Regions from separate parts of the Homo sapiens genome. Here region 1 is linked to region 2. A link is a loop called in an ENCODE intact Hi-C map of the cell type or tissue named here. Cell type or tissue: gastrocnemius medialis. All regions are shown on one strand. Links, peaks and the distances in the headings refer to the core of each region. The heading gives the core; the rest is flanking DNA.

Evidence for each region. A loop is a pair of places that touch in the nucleus more often than their neighbours do. Peaks named below come from ENCODE experiments on the same cell type or tissue, not always from the same donor. Only the 100,000 strongest peaks of a DNase experiment are listed, where the experiment ranks them.
Region 1: it touches region 2 in a loop (3-fold over the local background); 1 of 110 quality-filtered maps calls a loop at or near these places.

Annotation. Positions count from the first base shown.
Region 1 is chr7:34,193,006-34,203,940 of GRCh38, reverse strand. No RefSeq gene overlaps it. Among named protein-coding and RNA genes, the nearest start is that of BMPER, 290 kb to the right of the region's middle. In gastrocnemius medialis, for the core only: no CTCF peak of the experiment used is centred there; a DNase peak (open chromatin) is centred at 5,390; H3K27ac peaks cover 3,965 bases.
Region 2 is chr7:34,090,735-34,101,669 of GRCh38, reverse strand. All of the region lies in intron 13 of BMPER (BMP binding endothelial regulator), which reads right to left. Among named protein-coding and RNA genes, the nearest start is that of BMPER, 190 kb to the right of the region's middle. In gastrocnemius medialis, for the core only: no CTCF peak of the experiment used is centred there; a DNase peak (open chromatin) is centred at 5,349; H3K27ac peaks cover 3,240 bases.

The DNA of each region.
Region 1 (10,935 bases), core at 1,364-9,363, 100 kb before region 2:
ATATATGCACCCAATACAGGAGCACCCAGATTCATAATGCAAGTCCTGAGTGACCTACAAAGAGACTTAGACTCCCACACATTAATAATGGGAGACTTTAACACCCCACTGTCAACATTAGACAGATCAACGAGACAGAAAGTCAACAAGGATACCCAGGAATTGAACTCAGCTCTGCACCAAGTGGACCTAATAGACATCTACAGAACTCTCCACCCCAAATCAACAGAATATACTTTTTTTTCAGCATCACACCACACTTATTCCAAAATTGACCACATACTTGGAAGTAAAGCTCTCCTCAGCAAATGTAAAAGAACAGAAATTATAACAAACTATCTCTCAGACCACAGTGCAATCAAACTAGAACTCAGGATTAAGAATCTCACTCAAAACCGCTCAACTACATGGAAACTGAACAACCTGCTCCTGAATGACTACTGGATACATAACGAAATGAACGCAGAAATAAAGATGTTCTTTGAAACCAACGAGAACAAAGACACAACATACCAGAATCTCTGGGATGCATTCAAAGTAGTGTGTAGAGGGAAATTTATAGCACTACATGCCCACAAGAGAAAGCAGGAAAGATCCAAAATTGACACCCTAACATCACAATTAAAAGAACTAGAAAAGCAAGAGCAAACACATTCAAAAGCCAGCAGAAGGCAAGAAATAACTAAAATCTGAGCAGAACTGAAGGAAATAGAGACACAAAAAACCCTTCAAAAAATTAATAAATCCAGGAGCTGGTTTTTTGAAAGGATCAACAAAATTGATAGACCGCTAGCAAGACTAATAAAGAAAAACAGAGAGAAGAATCAAATAGACTCAATAAAAAATGACAAAGGGGATATCACCACCGATCCCACAGAAATACAAACTACCATCAGAGAATACTACAAAGACCTCTACGCAAATAAACTAGAAAATCTAGAAGAAATGGATAAATTCCTTGACACATACACTCTCCCAAGACTAAACCAGGAAGAAGTTGAATCTCTGAATAGACCAATAACAGGAGCTGAAATTGTGGCAATAATCAACAGCTTACCAACCAAAAAGAGTCCAGGACCAGATGGATTCACAGCCGAATTCTACCAGAGGTACAAGGAGGAACTGGTACCATTCCTTCTGAAACTATTCCAATCAATAGAAAAAGAGGGAATCCTCCCTAACTCATTTTATGAGGCCAGCATCATTCTGATACCAAAGCCGGGCAGAGACACAACCAAAAAAGAGAATTTTAGACCAATATCCTTGATGAACATTGATGTAAAAATCCTCAATAAAATACTGGCAAACCAAATCCAGCAGCATATCAAAAAGCTTATCCACCATGATCAAGTGGGCTTCATCCCTGGGATGCAAGGCTGGTTCAATATATGCAAATCAATAAATGTAATCCAGCATATAAACAGAGCCAAAGACAAAAACCACATGATTATCTCAATAGATGCAGAAAAAGCCTTTGACAAAATTCAACAACCCTTCATGCTAAAAACTCTCAATAAATTCAGTATTGATGGGACGTATCTCAAAATAATAAGAGCTATCTATGACAAACCCACAGCCAATATCATACTGAATGGGCAAAAACTGGAAGCATTCCCTTTGAAAACTGGCACAAGACAGGGATGCCCTCTCTCACCACTCCTTTTCAACATAGTGTTGGAAGTTCTGGCCAGGGCAATTAGGCAGGAGAAGGAAATAAAGGGTACTCAATTAGGAAAAGAGGAAGTCAAATTGTCCCTGTTTGCAGATGACATGATTGTATATCTAGGAAACCCCATTGTCTCAGCCCAAAATCTCCTTAAGCTGATAAGCAATTTCAGCAAAGTCTCAGGGTACAAAATCAATGTGCAAAAATCACAAGCATTCCTATACACCAACAACAGACAAACAGAGAGCCAAATCATGAGTGAACTCCCATTCACAATTGCTTCAAAGAGAATAAAATACCTAGGAATCCAACTTACAAGGGATGTGAAGGACCTCTTCAGGGAGAACTACAAACCACTGCTCAAGGAAATAAAAGAGGATACAAACAAATGGAAGAACATTCCATGCTCATGGGTAGGAAGAATCAATATCGTGAAAATGGCCATACTGCCCAAGGTAATTTACAGATTCAATGCCATCCCCATCAAGCTACCAATGACTTTCTTCACAGAATTGGAAAAAACTACTTTAAAGTTCATATGGAACCAAAAAAGAGCCCACATCGCCAAGTCAATCCCAAGCCAAAAGAACAAAGCTGGAGGCATCACACTACCTGACTTCAAACTATACTACAAGGCTACAGTAACCAAAACAGCATGGTACTGGTACCAAAACAGAGATATAGATCAATGGAACAGAACAGAGCCCTCAGAAATAATGCCACATATCTACAACTATCTGATCTTTGACAAACCTGAGAAAAACAAGCAATGGGGAAAGGATTCCCTATTTAATAAATGGTGCTGGGAAAACTGGCTAGCCATATGTAGAAAGCTGAAACTGGATCCCTTCCTTACACCTTATACAAAAATCAATTCAAGATGGATTAAAGACTTAAACGTTAGACCTAAAACCATAAAAACCCTAGAAGAAAACCTAGGCATTACCATTCAGGACATAGGCATGGGCAAGGACTTCATGTCTAAAACACCAAAAGCGATGGCAACAAAAGCCAAAATTGACAAATGGGATCTAATTAAACTAAAGAGCTTCTGCACAGCAAAAGAAACTACCATCAGAGTGAACAGGCAACCTACAAAATGGGAGAAAATTTTTGCAACCTACTCATCTGACAAAGGGCTAATATCCAGAATCTACAATGAACTCAAACAAACTTACAAGAAAAAAACAAACAACCCCATCAAAAAGTGGGCGAAGGACAAGAACAGACACTTCTCAAAAGAAGACATTTATGCAGCCAAAAAACACATGAAATAATGCTCACCGTCACTAGCCATCAGAGAAATGCAAATCAAAACCACAATGAGATACCATCTCACACCAGTTAGAATGGCAATCATTAAAAAGTCAGGAAACAACAGGTGCTGGAGAGGATGTGGAGAAATAGGAACACTTTTACACTGTTGGTGGGACTGTAAACTAGTTCAACCCTTGTGGAAGTCAGTGTGGCGATTCCTCAGGGATCTAGAACTAGAAATACCATTTGACCCAGCCATCCCATTACTGGGTATATACCCAAAGGACTATAAATCATGCTGCTATAAAGACACATGCACACGTATGTTTATTGCGGCATTATTCACAATAGCAAAGACTTGGAACCAACCCAAATGTCCAACAATGATAGACTGGATTAAGAAAATGTGGCACATATACACCATGGAATACTATGCAGCCATAAAAAATGATGAGTTCATGTCCTTTGTAGGGACATGGATGAAATTGGAAACCATCATTCTCAGTAAACTATCGCAAGAACAAAAAACCAAACACCGCATATTCTCACTCATAGGTGGGAATTGAACAATGAGATCACATGGACACAGGAAGGGGAACATCACACTCTGGGGACTGTTGTGGGGTGGGGGGCGGGGGGAGGGATAGCATTGGGAGATATACCTAATGCTAGATGACGAGTTAGTGGGTGCAGCACACCAGCATGGCACATGTATACGTATGTAACTAACCTGCACAATGTGCACATGTACCCTAAAACTTAAAGTATAATAATAAAATAAATAAATAAATAAATAAAAAATAATACACCGAGTTATACACCTAACACACTCAATGCTATGGTAGCTGTTATTATCCCTGCTATTGTATTGTGCCATGCACTATATGCCAGGCAAAAGAAAGTCAGACAAAAATTACAAAGGGATCTGGAGAGGACAAACACTACTCCAAAACAGAGGAGACCACATTATTTCTCCCTGACAAGTCTGATGCTTCTCTTATCAATTCAGCCACCATGGGTGAGTGTAAGACACTACAAAAGTCTTCAGCTTGCTCTTCCTTGTTTGAAGGTGGAATGACTCCAGCAGCCTTTAAACACCTCATTTTTTGCCTGAGTGCACATTATACATAATTAATCACACTGCAGAGCCCATACCTGAGAAAGCTGTTAGTTCAATAATTCACCTTGTCTGCTTGCATAAAACAGATGTGACCCCCCCAAGCTGACTTGAAAGTCCATTAGTCCATGAGATGCAGTATCTTCCTGTGTATCTACCAGCTGGAAAAGAAGTAGCCCGAGTATGTCCTTGAACTGAGAAGGGGGTGAGTCCACCGCCTCTCCAGTGAACACTCAGGACGGGCAGGTTCCATGAACAGGAAATGGCCTCCTCCCAGGGTGGAATATGTGCCTTTTCAACCCATAAGGATAAAGCTAGCAAATGATTTTGCCCAGAAAAAAAAAAAAAAAAGGGAACTGAAAGAGAATGTCAGTGTTCCAAGTGGAGCCAATTAACTCATTTAGATGGTAAATAGTAATGTAAGTATAAGTGAATGAAATTATTAGACAATTTCAAACTCTAGCTTTGGGGCAGATAAAAAAGTAGGGGAGGAGCAGGAAAGTGATAGCAGGACACAGGAAGTAATCACAGATAAAGGACTGCTGAGTGTGAGGAAATCATCTGAAAGTGCTAGTCAGAATTCATTTGTCTCCCACCTGTAGTCCCTTGGCTTCCACAGCAGGTTCTTTTGCAGATACTCATTCACTGTTTTATGTAATTATTTATGTATTGAACATTTGAAAGAGAAATTCCCCACTTGACATCCCTGAATATGTATATATGTGTGCAGTAGCCAAAAATGACAGAAAGGACCAGCATAAAAGGTGTTCAGTTGATGATTGCGCTCAACTGAAAACAATAGCAGAGAGAGACTTAAAAATTCCTCATCAGGGGCAGATCAGCTCTGATCCAAGCACTGTCTGGATCAGGAAGGTTTATAAGTGAGCTGGGAACTGACCCAGGCCTTTTCTTCTTGCCTTTTCTGGCTAGGGTTTCTCCAGAGCCTTGGTGAGAGGGGTTTTGTAAGCAAGACTAGAAGGGTGTCATGGTTAATGCTGGGTATGCGCTTTGCACCATAAGTCCTCTGGGTACATGTGCACATGCATCTTTACGGATAATTTGCTGGTTTTGTCTGACTAGATTTTGAAGGGGTTTGGGTTGTGAGTTTAGAATACACAAACACGATGCAATTGCAGTTTATTGTTTGCTAAACTGTTCTAAGTCTGTGCCATAATGTGAGTTCAGTCCTTCTCAGCTCATTCTTTTGTTATTTTTATAGATCCTTGTAGTATATAAATAGTATTTATTATTTGTCCATGATTCCTCCTTCCCGCTTTGCCACTGCTGTGACTGTCCTGTGAACAGAGTGTACTTTCCATCCCACTGGCATTGGACTTGGCCATATAACTTGCTTTGAGCAATAGAACATAGATGGAGGAGACAGCATGTTCCAAGGTGAGGCTTTAAGACACATGGCAAGTTTCCTACTGTCCTCATGTACTCTTATGAGCTTCTCATTCACTGTGAGAAGAGTAGAATTCAGGTGGCCTTCAGCCTGAGTCTCAGAATGAGAGCCCCATTGATCAGATATGAACCCAACCTACAGCCTGAAGCCAAGTCCAGCTGAGGCCAGCAAAGCACCACAGAGTCATAGCTGACTCATAGACCTGTGAATGAGAAACAAGTATGTGTTGCTATTTGGGGATTCTTTGTTATGCAGAATCATTGTATCAAAACCTGACTAATGCAAGTCTCAAGTTAAAGACACCTCATATAATATCTAGGAGAATTTCAACACAATTGATAATTGCGTCCCACTCTCCAGAAGGGAGTGGGCAAGTAAGTAACTTTCCTCATTCAGTGTTGCCTAAATATGGCCTGTATCTGGCTGAGAGTGCCAAATATGTTATAAGTAATTTGAAGTCCAGAAATCAGGATAGCATTCTTATATGCTATTGTCTTAGTCCCTTCATATTTCCATAGCAAAATACCTTAGACTAAGTAATTTATAAACAACAGAAACTTATTGCTCACAATTCTGGAGGTTGTCCAAGATCGAGACACCAGCAAAATCAGCATCTGTTGGGAGCTCGTTGGGAGCTCGTTCCTCATAGATGGTGCCTTGTATGTGTCCTCGCATGGTGGAAGGGGCAAACAGGCTCGCTCAAGCCTTTTATCTTCTTTTTTTAAGTTCCGAGGTCCATGTTCAGAATGTGCAGGTTTGTTACATAGGTAAACATGTGCCATGGTGGTTTGCTACACCTATAGACCCATCACCAAAATATTAAGCCCAGCATGCATTAGCTATTTTTCCTAATGCTGTTCCTCCCTCCTCCCCTCCCCATGACAGGCCCCAGTATGTGTTGTTCCCCTCCCTGTGTCCATGTGTTCTCATTGTTCAGCTCCCACTTACAAATGAGAACATGTTTGGTTTTCTGTTCCTGTGCTATTAATGCCATTCCCAATCACCTCCCAAAGCCCCATTTCTTAATATTATAGCACTGGTGACTAGGTTTCAACATATAAATTCTGGGAGCACTTAAACATTCAGACCATAGCAGCTGTAATCCGGGAAACCCTGGGTAACTATTTATAGGTGTTATTTACTTCTTTATTAATACTAATGCAACCATTTATAAAAGGCTCACTGCTAAGTCTTTTACATATGCAGTCATTTTTCTGTATCTATGGGAAATTGGTTCCAGGAGCCCCTTCAGTTACCAAAATTCTCAAGTCCCTTATATAAAATGGTGTACTATTTGCATGTAACCTACATACATCTTCCCACATCCTTTAAATTATCTCTAGGCTACTTATAATACCTAATATACTGCAAATGCTATGTAAATAGTGCTGAATACTACATTGCTTAGAGAATAATGACAAGAAAAATGTCTGTACATGTTGAGTACACGTTCCATTTTTTTCCATATATTTTTGGCCCACAGTTGGTTGAATTTACAAATGAGAAACCCAGGGATATGGAGGGCTGGAATTATCTATTTAGTCCTCAAAATAACTAAATAGGATACTTATTACTATTTTACAGAAACCAGAGCACAGAGAGATTAAGAAAAGCATCTAAAACCACATGAGTATAAGTAGTGGAGCCAACACTTAACCCCAAACAGTCAATCTCCAAAGTATCTTAAACTGCTCCCTGTTGAAGCCTATACCCCTCCATGGGGCTTACAAAAGGGTGTTTACACCTCCTTACCATGCTTCCACCCCTGCCTTTTGCTTCCCTCGGGATTCACTGACTTAGGATCTTGACACGAGTCTGCGGAGACCACATGTAAACAGATCCCATGTGCTGTAAAGCCCAGGAAGATGCAGAGGGCATCCAGCTCTCAGGCAGGAAGGTGGCCCTGTGATCTGGCGAGCTCTTGTCAGCCACCTGGGTGTGGGCTATGGCTGGCCTGTTCCTTACCGTAGTAGGTGTTCACAAAAACCGCAGTTGTTTTTTTACCATGACGTTTCTTTTCTTTTCCAGGATAGGCTATGCTTCTTATTTTTCCCTTCAGATACTCAATATCCCTTGTCCCCACTTTGCTCTTACTGCTCTTACATCTTTGTGTATTTTTCTTCGGTTTACAGTCTTTGCTTTTACTGCCCTCAAAATTCCTCAAGGGCTTCTGAAGGCTTTTTATGATTCTTCCGTCTTCTCAGGACGCAATGAAAGGCGTATTTCATTCAGGTGGATCTAACATTGTAGGTGGAAAGAAAATGATTCCTTCTGAGACTGCTTAACCAAAAGAAAAAAGAAAAGTAAATTTGCTGAACTATAAAGGCAATACATGTTCATTGTAGAAAAACTAGAAAATATAGGAAGCAAAATAAATATAAAAACTGTAAGTCTCCCTCCCCAAGATTACTCTTTTAGTTGATAGGTTAATATTTTAATAGATTTCCTGCCTGTTTCTTAAATACATGTTACCATAATCATGATTTTATAGTTTATGACATTTAGTAGCTTGCTTTTGCACTTAATATTAGAATGTAAACTTTTTTTTCAAATTTATAAAAAGTATCAGAACAGTACTTGTCAAAGCATGCCATGGACCACTGGTCTCTAAAAATATCCCACAAAAAAATGGGGAACATGGTCAAACATGTTTGGGAGACAGTGCATGTCACATGGCCCCATGCTGGAGATTCACAATGCACCTTGGCTCATTTAACTATCTGAAAAATTGCAATAAAGGAATCAATTTCATTTTATTTATCCAGGGTTTCTCAAAAACATCTGAATTTGCATTCTATTTTTGGAGGAATAACTATTAACATCCCACAAAAGTAGTGTTTCATGGACCAGTGGGTCCAGACTAGCCTAATAAGAGTCCAGAGAATTTCTAATCAGATGCCCCTTAAGCTTCTCACTTAGTACACCCATAATATTCAGTTGTTATTACAGATCTAGGCACCAAAGCTCTAAAAACAAGAAACTTTTATTAATCCCTGCAGAAAAATAGAGTTGAAGTTAAAAGAAGAGATGAAAGGGCATATATATTTCCAGATTCAATTCAGAGTCCTAAAAAAGAAGAAATAAAAACTAACTCATTAACCCATTTCACAGTATAATTGACAGTCACATGCTGCCAGGTGTGCTAGGTCTCTTTAAGTAAAAATAAACAAAATAAAGTTTCTCACATAATTCTCATCACAGATCTCTTCAGCACATATTATTGCACCCATTTTACAGGTAGGAAAACAGAAGTTGAGAGAGTGTGAGGGTCTGATTCAAGGGCAAGGTTGACGAATGGCAGAGCAAAGATTTGAAGCCAGCCCTTCTGTCTGAGACAAACACTGTTCCATGGTATTACAGTCAGTGGGCTCTGGTCACTCTCTTCTCTCAGCAGCCAGCAACAGCACGATACCTTTCACTGTGGAATTAAAATTAGTAGTCTAGAGCTTAAAGTTTTCATTTTAATACCATTAGCCGTCTTCTCAAGTCATTTAATTATGTCCCAGCACAGGATTCCTTTTTCCATCCCTGAAGCTTTAGCAGAATCATGCTCCCAACGCATCTCATGCTCCTGCATATTTGGGATCCTAAGCTAAATCTCTCTTTCCATCTCATACATTAAAATTACTTCCCTTAATGTATTGAATTTCAGCCCTTTTTTTGGGCTGAAATTTATTTTACATTAGAAGGCATTGGAAATGCAAAACTGAGAATCCATTTTAACAAGGAATATTGAATAGCAGATCACAGACCATCTTTCCATTAAAGGAGAGGAATTAGAAATGGGTTGACATGCTCTGTGGGCCTCATTAGGAAAAGATGAAGAAAAGGAAACTAGAATTCATTGAACTATCTCAAGTCAAATGCTTTATCGATGTTGTCTTACTTAATCTTTAAAGCCATTTATAAGACAGTTACCATTATACTCCTTGTACAGATGGGGAAATTGAGAATCACCAAAGGAATTACTTGTCTAAGTCCACGAACTTACAAAAGGGTCAACCTAAGAGCTGCTCCATTATGAGAGTTTAAAGCCATGTGCTTACATGCTGGGCATGGTGGCCATCACATCCATCTATCAATTCCAAGAGAAATGGCCCCAGATACAACCCCTGGACAAGTGAAGTTTGCTCTATGTTGGCTGCTAAAGACAAGGTCAGGCTAAGAATACAACTTTCACCTGGAATAGTACTGGTGTATTCCTGTTATTCTGTCATAACTATCAATAACAGCCCATTTCATTCATAAAATTGTCTTAACTTGGAATAATAAATCACTAGAAGCCCCCAGGTTGAATGAATGGGTCCACCCCTCAGCAGTAAAAATCAATGACAAAAATCTCAGAGACAGGGCAGCTACCATTCCAGAGAAAAACATTAGAAATTACAGTCCAAGGGCCATGGTTATATTAAAGTGTCCTCCCTTGCCCAAGACTAAATACCAACAACCCAGGTAAGATGAAAATGGTAAGTGCATGTGTTTTCAGGCACCAGAAAGCAAAGGAAAAGCTGAAAAAGCAACTTTTCACTGTATTCCAACTGGAGGGAGAAAGGCCCCACGGAACAGGGCAGGAGAGCAGTTGATGTGGAGTAGAGGGAGTCATGCTAAGGCCTGGAGAGCATGGGAAGCCAACCTGGGCCAGAGAAGAAACCCCTGGTTGAGCTGGAGAAAATAAGGGCAAGGCCCTAACCCTCATTCTTGGAGAAACTGGAGTGATGGGCAGAGAAGCAAGGTTTGAATTTTGTGACAAGGCCTGGTCTGGATCACAGGACTCAGGCAAGTGTCTGGGGAGGCCCATTGTCAGAGGAGGACAGGCAGCCCTAAGGCCTGGGATTCGTATAGTCCGCGAGTGCAGCACACGGCTAGCACAAGCAAAGCCAGCAAACTGAAAACAGAAGGGCTAAAGGGATTTTCTGCATGTCAGAAATGCAGGCAAATATTAAAGTCTCAAACCCACACCATCGAGCCAGAGGATCTATGCAGCAATGGGGCCAAGGGGGAGGGTTGGAAGGAAGTGATTCCTAGCTACCCATTAGCGAAATCATTGAGTCCTCCTGGATTTCTAGAAAGGCTAGCACTCAGGATTTTATTTTATTTATTTTTGCTCGCTTTTGTAGTGGTTTGTTGATGCTCTAATGAATAACCTATCTTTTAACTATTTCAAATATTAAATTCCTATTTCATTTCTCTTAGAATTTTTCCCCTTTAGTACTTATTAATGAATCAAAAATCCAGGCCAACCCATGTCAGTAATTGAGCTGCAATTCATCACTTCCCTCCTCTTTCATGTTAGAGATAAAGTGTCCACATAGCAGAACCCACAGGTATTATAACTGTTCTTAAGACCAGGGGTTGGCCTGGTTAGGACAAGGTTTACTGCGTGAGAGATGATGTTACTGGATAAGTCTCAGATTGTCCTGGATCTAGTTGCTCTATCTCCCAGGACAGATGCAGCTTATCCTGAACAATAAATTCTGGACTACAACCCCT
Region 2 (10,935 bases), core at 1,198-9,197:
GGATGAAAGGGTCCAGGAGGGAAATGAAAGGCCAAATTCTTGAGCCACCAATGCCTGGGGCTGCCTTTCACTGGCCTCTTGTGGCTCAAGGTCTGTGAAGGACCAAGGACAAAGCAGACACAAGTGACCTTACAACTCATAACTGTGAGCAATTTCACTGATTAGTGCACAATTTTCTTGCCTTATTTCTGCATCATCCAGTGATTATTTAAAAATTCTGTTAAGAGATTTTCCACCTGATGTAACTAATGAAGAAGGATGCCAGTGACACACAGGTGACAGTCCGTGAAGAAGTGAAATGCCTTTTGCAGAAATGAGGGGTGCCGTACACCTGAGACTGGTGTGCCTTTGCTCCCTGCAGGAACACACATCTGTTGCACATTAGAATCACATTCCATCTATTCCACTAAACAGTTACCTGGACTCCTTTCTCCAGCATGGGAAAAAAACGTCGTGATGCTTCTATTAAAATATAGATAATTAAAAGTGTCAATGTGATCCCAAGCCTTAAGTGGAAGCATTTGGACTAAACTATTCAACAACACAGACTAGGCCAGACTAGAAATGGAGAAAACCAACCCAGCACTTCTCAAACTTTAGTGTGTACAAAGATCATGTCCGGACCTTGTCAAATTTGCAGATTCTGATCAGGGGGCCTGGGGTGGGGCCTGGGAGTCTGCATTTCTAACAAGCTAATGAAGCTGCAGGTCCAAGAGTGGCGATTTGAATAGTAAGGATCTAAACCTCATGCCAGTGTGGTGACATTACGGAATGTGTGCTGGGGAGTGTGGACATGTCTGAGCATGTGTGTCTCTGTGTGTATACGTGGGTAGCAAGTGTATCCTCCTCACCCCAGATGTATTCTGCAAAGGAACATGGCCCTGACTCTGAGCTTATCATAGCAAGTCAAATAAACTAGAACAGTTATTGGAACCTAAGGCCACTGCACCAGATATAATGAGTCCAGTAACATGGAATCCCTTTGAGAGCAAAGAGAAAATCCACTTTAAAACTCCACAAGAGGGATCTGTCTTCAGGGGAAAAATGATTTGACCCCTCACATGAATGAATCATAGACAGGTGAGATTCTGTGAAATTGATCTTATTATGCTGGAAGAGTACAGCACAGGAAGCACACAGAGCCTTTGGGATGGGTGCACAGGCAGCAGAAGGGGTTGGCTGCGTCGGCACTTTGGAGGTGCACGAATGCAGTACAACACTCCCTGGCCAGACCCATTCCTCCTGCCTCTGGGCCAACTGCCTCCTACCCATCCTTTTTAGCTCAGCCCAGATGTCATTTTCTCATGGAGGTCCTTCTCTGATTCATCTGCTTTTCCCCTCCCCACACACATACGCATAGTAGGTCTGACCCTCCTGTATAAGATCTTCTTACACAACAAATTGTTTTCCTTCTTAGCATACATATCATAGCATAGATACATGTTTATTTCTGAGGATATTGGTTGAATGTCTTCTTCATTAACTGGACTATAAACTCCATGAAGACAGGAATCATGCTGTTTATCTCACCCCTGTAATCGTAACACAGAGCACAGTGCCTAGCATTTAATAGGGCTCAAAAAATATTTATATAACAGTTGAAGAGAGAGAGGGAGGGAGGGAGGAAGGAAACAGAATTTCTTGACCTGGTGTCCACTGACCTGCACCCCAGGCAGAGAATCCCCTGTTGTAGGCAAAGGTAGGAGTGCATTTTTCCGGGAAAAGGAGACTCAACTCTCTCAGAATCTCAAAAAAACAAACAATGAAAAAAAAAACAAACTGTGACTTCTCAAAAGTCAAGAATCACTGAGTTGCTAATAACACATCAATTGAGAACATCTTAAGCAAGATGTGAAAAAAAAATCAGTTTCTTTCTTTAGAAACTGTTACTAAGTGGTCCTTGAAAGCAAAAGATGAAAAGGAAAGAAATAGTTTATAAGCACATGACATTGGAATTAAAAATCCTAATTCCATGATGAATTCAGCCTTCTATAGCAGGGTCACACATGAATGTGTATTATCTTAAGAATTAATACTGTGGACCAGAAACAAAAATGTGAGTAGAGAATGGCCACCATTTCGAAATCCATAAATTTCTCCTTAAAAGGCGGATAAAATCGGTTTATTTAAAAATTCAGTCAACATAAACCACAGCATATTATTTCCAAATAATTTTGACAATTTTGTCAAAATAGAACTAAACAGAAAATTTTGTTGAAAAGACAAAAATCTTTTACAAGAAAAAAAATCCTTCAAAATGAAAATACATTATAGCACAAGAAATATTTGCAAATTCCTGGTGTTTTAGCATAGTTTAGAAAACACAGAAAATTTGGGGGTGAGGATGGCTTGCCAGCAAGAGCTATTACCAGATTATGGTGGTAATGGTCAAAAGCACAAGTGCTGCCCGGGTCAAACAGATTTGGTTTCAAATCCTGGCTCTGCCTCTTTCTTGCCTGGTTACCTTGGACAATGTTGGTAACTCCTGTAGCTCAGTTTCCTCATCCACACGGGGAACAACACCTGCAGGGAAAGCCCTTAGCTGCTGCCAGGCACATAGTGAGCACTCAAAAGTGTAAGCTCTTACTCCTGGCCTTATGATTGTTCTGTACATTATTATTGGCACTGGAATACAAATCAGGCTTCCCAGACTTCCAGGCACATCGCACATGTTCAATCAATGCCAGCTAACATGACTGTCATTACCTCCTGTTATCAAAGGCAATGGGCTCATTATAGCAATATAGCCCTCTGTTTTCAGACATCTGATCTTTTATTCTCTTGAAGTAAATACCAAACTCAGCTGTCCTGCAGTCCTTAGTTGCTATGTATGTCAATAAATTCTAGTAGTGGCCACAAAACTACGGGTCAGTATCTGCTTAATATCCTTCCTCCCTGGCTTTGATCACAAAGACAAAATGAAGACTTCAATTTCCTGGTTTCCTCTTCATATGGAAAAGCTTTCAGGGGTTCTGAAAGGTCTTCTGGCCCAGGTTCTTTCAGCAGTTCAAATGCATCTACCTTCATGCTCGCAGATGGGCCATTTGCTGGGGATACAATGAAGAAACCAGTTCACCCTCTCTCTCTCCCTCCTTTAAACTCCAAACACTAGGTAAGATGGTAAGGATCATAAAGAACAACTCTTTCATGTTAAAAGAATTATTAATTCCAGTATCGTCACCAGATTTCCCCATTTCCTTGAAAATCACATATTTCCCTACAATCTGTGCCCATTGACCAGACTCTTTAAAAGCCTGAAGCCAGTAAAAAGGAAGCAGATTTTTACAGATACATCCTGTTGGCTGTTCTGGATGCATGGGCCTGTACTCCTGGCTCTGGGCCTCTCCCTCCTGTGCATGGTGGGAGAGAATTTGGGCAGCTCTGCACAGGAATACTGGGCTTCATTTCTGTCCAGCAACAAAGCTGCATTGTATCCAGTGTTTTCTCCTCCCTCCCTTACTGGGTCCTGGATAATTCATCTAAAAGTTACCAGGGTGGTTCCCCACACTGGCGTCTCTATGGAAAGCATCTCAGCGACCAGGAGAACTTTGACTCTGGATTCTAATTCTGGCTTCCCATATGACCCAGCCAAGTAAGTCCAGCACTTTCTCTGGGCATGACTTCATGAACGAGGAGGCAGTAAAACCAGTGCCCTTTTTCTTCGAAAAAAAAATCAGGGTATACTTTAAACTACTACAGGCCAAGAAAATGCCACCGAGCTCAAATCACCACTTTGGTCTATCTAGGTGTGCATAAGATTAGCTCCTAACCCTTTTAACCAGGGACCTACTTTGGATTCTTGTCTCTAATGTTTAGCAATTGATTGCACAGAAGAAACCTAAGCCCTGTTCATTCAAAGACTCAAAAAAAGTCTTTGAGTGAACAGGGACTCAGAAAATTAAGTCCTCTTGGTGACCCAAAGGAATCTGGGCACCCACATGATCCTGGACTGTTCTTATAATTTCCTCACCTGGCACAATGATTCTCAAGATGTGGTTCCTGAACCCCAGCATCAACCTGGGAACTTGTTAGAAATGCAAATTTTCAAGCCCCACCTAGACCCACTGAATCAGCTCTGTAGGTGATTCCATTTCATGCTAAAGCTTGAGAACTATGGACCTAACACATAGGCTATGTAATAGGTATAACAAACTACTTGAGAAATAAATGAATGATGAGCAAATGAAGAGTCCTGAGCTTTACTAAACCCCTGCTCAGTATAACCTGCCCATAGTTAATGGTGGAAAACACTGCAGCGTGCCCCCTCCATGTCTGGTGAATGCTGGTGCATGAAACTGTAATAATTTGGCCTCTGCTTTTGCTTTCTAATTTCCTGTCCACACACCCTGAAGTCTATGGCACCACCTCACAGAACAGTCTCTCAGCTGCCTGTGCCAGGCTCTCCCTAGCCTCCATGGCTGTGAACATGAAGTCTTCAGTGGCTGGAATATTTTCCTTTGTTCTCTTCCCCAGCCTCCTGCTCCTCTTTTTGTCCAGCTAAACCCTACATATGCTTTTGGTTTTGGCCTAGAAGTCACCTCCTCCAGGAAGCCAGCCCCCAGGCAGAGTACGTTTCTCATAGCATCCAGCATATCCTCTATCAGAAAACACAACCCTCTCTCTCGACATTCCTGTTAACTTGTTTTGCTCATTCATTAACATGCCCTGCAAGCTCTGTGAGCTAGAGGACTCCTTTCTCATTCCCTGGAGGACTCCTTTAGAATTCCAGCACCTTGAACAGTGCCTGGTGTCTTATTTAATCAATCAATCACAACTGTAAAAGAATCTATGCTCTTTTTTGGTAATAGGTAAGATGTGCCTATTTTAATTTATTGATTGATTTCATTGGACTCCTAGACATGAATAATTGACCATTAATCTAGAAAAGATGCCTTTGGATACACTAGTATAATTTTCTCAGCACTTTCTTCCTTAATAAAACTGCCAACCCCCAAGTCTTTTTTTTTAATGTGTACACTTCTGAATATCTGGTCTCGGCTACACAACTGCTCCATCTCTGTGTGCAAGTGTCATGGACAGTGCAGCAACCCTGCTGCTCCTTTTACTTGCCAAGTCAGAAGAAAAATGAGACTGAGTCTCAGATTTCCGAATAAACAGAGTACAATGTGTTGGAGTGTCCAGGAATGCAAAAGCCTCCACTCCTATTTCGTATTTGCACATGCCCCCATCAATTTTAATTTTTGCCAAGTTGATTGGGAAACGGACAGAGTCCTGGATGGCCGTCAAACCCAGCACAGCTCTGAGCCCAAGCCCAAAGCCCTGATACTGCTCCCAAAACAGCACAGAGGCCAGTGTGCCTTCTCTGAGAGGCCCCTGCTGCTGCCAGAACACCAGCTGATTTCACAAGATGCTGTGCCTGCCCATGTGGTTTCACTGAGTCATGATGCTGGCCTCATAATGCATCAAAGCTCCAACCAATCTGTATGTGGCCTGATGGAAACCAGCCCACACAGGGCCACCTCTGAGGACACCCACCCCAGGTCCTCTTGCTTGCAAGGAGTTCTGGCACCCAGGTGGATATCCTGATTTTTCAAAGGGCGACCTGATACCACAGCACTCAGGCCTGTTCGCACAAGAGCCACTAGGCCTTGCTGGTGATGTGACGAGGAGAAAGAGACACCTTGGTCATTCCATCTGGGATTTACAAGGGAAACCTCATCCAGCCTCATGAGAACCTGTTGGGTGAAGATATTATCTCTATTTCATAATGAAAAAAAAAAAGGAAATTCAGAAGCGTTAGATCCTTTGCCAATGGCCACTGTCACTTACTCTCCAACTTGTTCCAGAAAGGATTTAAGTCAGCTTACAAAACTACATGCAGAATAAAATAAAATGCAATGTGAATGAGAGGAAAGAAACAGGAAAGATAAAAATAAAACCAGGCTTGAGGTTAACTAAAAAAAATCATGCCTGGAAGTTCTGTATATTGGATAGAAATGGGTCATAAACTTGGCTCTGAGCTGTCTGATAACTCCTGGGAAAAGGGAAAAAATACAGCTCATGTCCTCAAGTTCTTTCACTTTTCTCAGAGGAGAGAACTTTGAGTCTTCTTTCAGAATCTTTCAATATTTCATTTGCATACAAAATGAACTAACATTATTTTCTCCATCCAATGAGGAGAAGGCAATAGGGCAAAGGGAAGCTAAAACGAAAAGACATAAGCTTAAAGATAGAAATACCAAGGAGATCTCAGAAGTCCCTTCCCCTTTCAAGGGTCTTCTAGGAAAGGTGGTCCTAACTGCAACTGACACGCCAACATTAACTTTGAATTATCACATAAAATTAAATTATACTCATATTACTGTTTACAAAGGCAAGGAAGATGAGCATGAAAAAAGTTAAAATTTGTCATGTATTTCTTCTTTTCCTACAGCCTGAATTCTACCCCTACAAACAACAAAACAAGACACCTGAGCTCCTTCTCAGCCTCCACCCTGTAAAGCACACTGAGGGCGAGTTGATTATTTCTCAAGTTCAGAGTTGTATATTCATCTTATGGAATTAATTATCTTTTCTGCACCTTCCCCTTCAGTTCAATCTTATCCATTGAAAGAATTTATGAAAAGTGCATTATGGAAATTTTAACTCATTCCAAAGTGTTTGTGTTTATTTTTATTTTTGTTTCATTTTAGGAAACAGTATCAATTTCTGCACAGAATGGGAAGAAGTTATTCCGAACGAGTCTAGCAATGACCATGTAAAATAAAGAAGAAAACCTCTTCAAGTACTGGCACCAGATGGCATAGGACGTTCTGAAGGTAGGTAAACACCACACAGAACAGGCTTCTATAATAAAATTATATTAATAATGAAATTGACCTTGACTGAGCATTTGCTCTGTACCAGGCCTGGATACGTGCCTTATCTGGAATGACTGATGCAACCCTCACACAAACCCTCATAGCAATGGGGTAGGTCCTCTCCGCATCCCCTTTTACACATGGGGGAATAATCAGGGGCTTCAGTGGGTGAGCTCGCCTGCCTAACAGCAAGGGCTTGCAAGTTAAGGAGCTCAGAAGTTGACCCAGGCAGTCTGGCTGCAAAACCAACTTGACACCTGTACCACACTCATTCGTACCATTGTACTTGTCCTTTTCTAAAAGCAGCAGTCATGGCGGCCTTCAAACAGGCCTTGCCCTGTCCAGTGTGGGACCTGCTGCTCCCCTGCCTGCCTCCTCACTGGCTCTTCCCAGAGGGCACGTTCCCTTCAAGGGAGAGCTCCCCACACAGTCTTTTCCTGCCCACCTACCTCAAAATCGGCCACCCCCAGGCCCACCCCATCACACTACCCTATTCCCACCATTACTCTTCTTGCAGTCAGGATGGCCTTATTTCTCATGCATAGCTGTCTGCCCACACTAGGCAATGATTTTCTGAAGGAAGAGCTTTGTCTCTCTTGCTAAGTTCCAAATCGCCATCCCTATGACAGAACCTAGCATGTAGCAGGTGTTCAGCTGAAAGCTGTAAAAAGGAGTGAATTAAATAACTGATAAACTCCTCCTCTGAGAGCTCATGGCAGAACAGGATATTTGAAAACCCGAGTGGACAGTGATAGAAGTGTGTACACTCTGACTGTTCTCTGATGGAGCCCCCAGACCAGGTGTGCCTGTCAGGCTAGCTGCTCAGCTGCGCAGGCGACCTGGAATGAGTCCCTTCCCCTCTCAGTGCCTCAATTAGCTACACGGTAAAATGAGGAAAACACTCCTCATGTCAGCCTCATTCTCATGCATGCAAAGATCTTTACACCCATAAATAATGAAAATATAATTAAGTTACACCATTCTGCCTCCTGCTAAGAAGTAATCAAGAAGTCCCCTAAGCAGCCAAAAGAGATGCTACAAAATAATTAGTGTTTTACCTGCTACAGTGACACTTATTCAAATCTGTGCTCAAAAGTCCCTTCTAATTGCATCTCAGAATGTAATTTTCTGAGGAGAAACACTATAAAATTCCAGGATGTTTATGCTTAAAATAAACTTAGAGCTAAATATATAAAATCAAATCAAAATGGCATTTAACCTTGACCTAGGAAGGTTATGCAGTAAAGAATTAACCTTGCCCAAAGAGAGTCTGGTCTTGCCCTCTGCCTTTGGCCACAAAGAGACAATCGTTAAGCCCCTGGAATGTCCTGCCTGACAGGAGTGTGTTTTTTGCCTGAGGCATTTGGTCACTAGACAGTCTAACAATAGGATTTAGTATGGGGCTTTGGGCTATGCAATAACATTTCCAACATCTAGAGAAATTGAAGACCAAAAGCATTAGCACATTACACCTCCAAGAGGGGCTAGAAGATAAGATCATCCATGCAGGTGGCATGCGATCGGGTTCCAATAAAAACTCTGAACACCAAAGGCTTGGGTGAGCATTGCTGGTTGGCAATGCCCAGTGGATACTGTGGACAAGAGGAGTTAATGCCAGCCCATGATGCCACGAGGTGAGGACAGCAGAAGCTCTATGTTTAGACATCTCTCAATTCTGCCTTATGTATCTCTTTTGATTTTGATCTATATCCTTTTCCTATAATATAAATCACACCCATGAGTATTACCACTTGAGTTCCTTCTAGCAAATTCCTGACCTTGAGAGTCCTCTGGGATCACCTCTAAACTTGTGGTGTCAGAAGTGAGAGTAGTCCTGTGTGGACTGTGCCCTTTCTAACTTTGAAGCTGGCTAACTATACAGTTGACTCAATCTCTCTACAAAGATTAATCTATCTGTTAAGATATGAATAGTTTTCTATATTTTCTCTTTTTAAAGAAACAGTATTTGTCTTTCTTCAAGATGAAAAATTAAACATAAGAGGATTTTAGACTTGGATAAAATGATGTTCCATACATTTTCATACCTTTCTGAATGAATTCGTGTCTTTCTTTTTACTTGGGCTCCAAGAAAATTGGACTGACCAGATTTTGAAGCTAAAATTCAGGTAGCTAGAAAGCTTTTTAAGATCCTTGTTTTGGGTGACTTGGATGGATCAAACAGGAAAAAGCCTACTTGTGGGTGAGGTGGAGAAGAACGAATGAAAGATTGAAGGGAAATCACCATAAAGCTTTGAGTCCAGCCTGACAGAAGGCTCAGAGCCAATGACAGGGCAAAAGGGATGCGACTATTAGGCAAATTGCTGAGTGACGCCAAGGTAAAGGACTAATCACCCCATTGGAGGTCCAGTTGTTGTAACACCATACAAGAAGAGGCTAGTTTGAGGACCTCAGGCAAACTGAGAGAGTCAGGGCAGAAACATCTGTGGATGCGAGTATTTCATAAGAAGACGACAAGCCCAAACACTACCTGAGGGACAGAAGAGGAACCAGGGGGTCCAAGAGACTTGTGAATTATAAATAGGCAGAGGTAGATGGAGAGATTCAGAAGGGTCATCTTGCCTGCCACTGGGAGTTGCAAATAGACTTGTGCAATAAGAAGTGCTCACGGCATTTGGAGCATCAAAGGTGGACCAAAGACTCTACTCACTCTGACCAGTTTATTACATGAAAAGACAGAGAAGTGTGCACACTTTGACTGTAAGTGTCTAATTGTGCATGGGGATAAAGACCTAAGATGAACTCAGAATTGGGGACAGCAAAAGTCACAAGGAGATCAGAGAGGATGCCAGTGAAAGGCAGGCTAGGAGAAGCAGCCCTTCTATGGGTGGTGCTGGGTGAAATACAAAAGGGTCAAAAAAGAAGAGGCTCCCCATTCCCCAGAGAACTTAAAATCCAATGCTGAAGAAATAAGAAGCAGTGCAACATAGAACATGAGTTAAATGATAATAAGCACAATTGGAATAACTAAAAACTAAAGAGCATTTTCCAAAGTCTAGGATGAAACTGGAGCTGTGTCTTCAGCTTAATTCATGCCTGAGGTTGCATTTTTAAAAAATTTTTTCAATCAGACCTTGGTGATGACCTTGAGCAGTAGGATATAAATAACTCCTACATGCTTAGAGTTCCAAAAATGGAACACTAGGCATAAGTGGGTTAAATCAATGTAGAAAGTGAAGGCATCTTAGGGAGGCAGGAGAATGACATGAACTCAGAGGCAGGGATGTTCATTGTGTTTGTAGACACGGTGAATTAAAAACAGACTTTTAAGGACTGAAATGTGATAAGTGCTACAACTGCGGTGTCTACTGCCACCTGGTGTCAGCATACCTTAATTACGAACTCAGTGTGACCTAACAGTTGAGTCGGCTAAGGAAAAATAAAAGGCATACAATGTCACACTTTAAAATAAAACATCCCATTTGATTTAGGACCCTAGTTCTAATGGCAGTTCTTGACAAGTCATTACAAGATGTAAACAAAAATGTTTTCAAGCATGTTGTTCTTTGAAGTAGGGGAAATTGACTTGATTTTAATTATAGAATAGCATTTAGCTTTATATGATTTTTCTCATACACAAACACATAAAGTCTGTACCCCTTGCCTGTATATTTTCTATTGCTTTATAATAAGTGATCAGTTTCCTTTGTAAGAACATACAAAGTCAGTCATTCAGGAAGTTTGTGATCTTCCCCTGGATGCAAGCCACTGGCAGTCCCAGGATCCCAGTATATCCAACACGAAGGTCCTGTCAGAGTTCCAGTGTTCTCCCGCACGACCTCCCACCTCCTACCTCCCAGTACCTCAACAGGAAAGGACACATCTGTGAATCCTCTGGCATGACTTCAATTCCTTACAGCTGTAAAATCCACTGCATGGAAGGAAAAGAACATTTCCTAGACTGGGAATCCCCAGACACTTTCCCAAACTGAACAAGTGAACAGGGTTTTCGCTCTGGTGAATGATACCCCGTCAAGGAGAGTGCAGAGAGGAAAACAGTCTTGAGATGATTGTGGTCTCTAAATGTCTGGGCTTCACTGCACTTCACATTCATTTTTCTGACTTCTCTGAAATGCAGTCCTGCCCTAACTTAAGA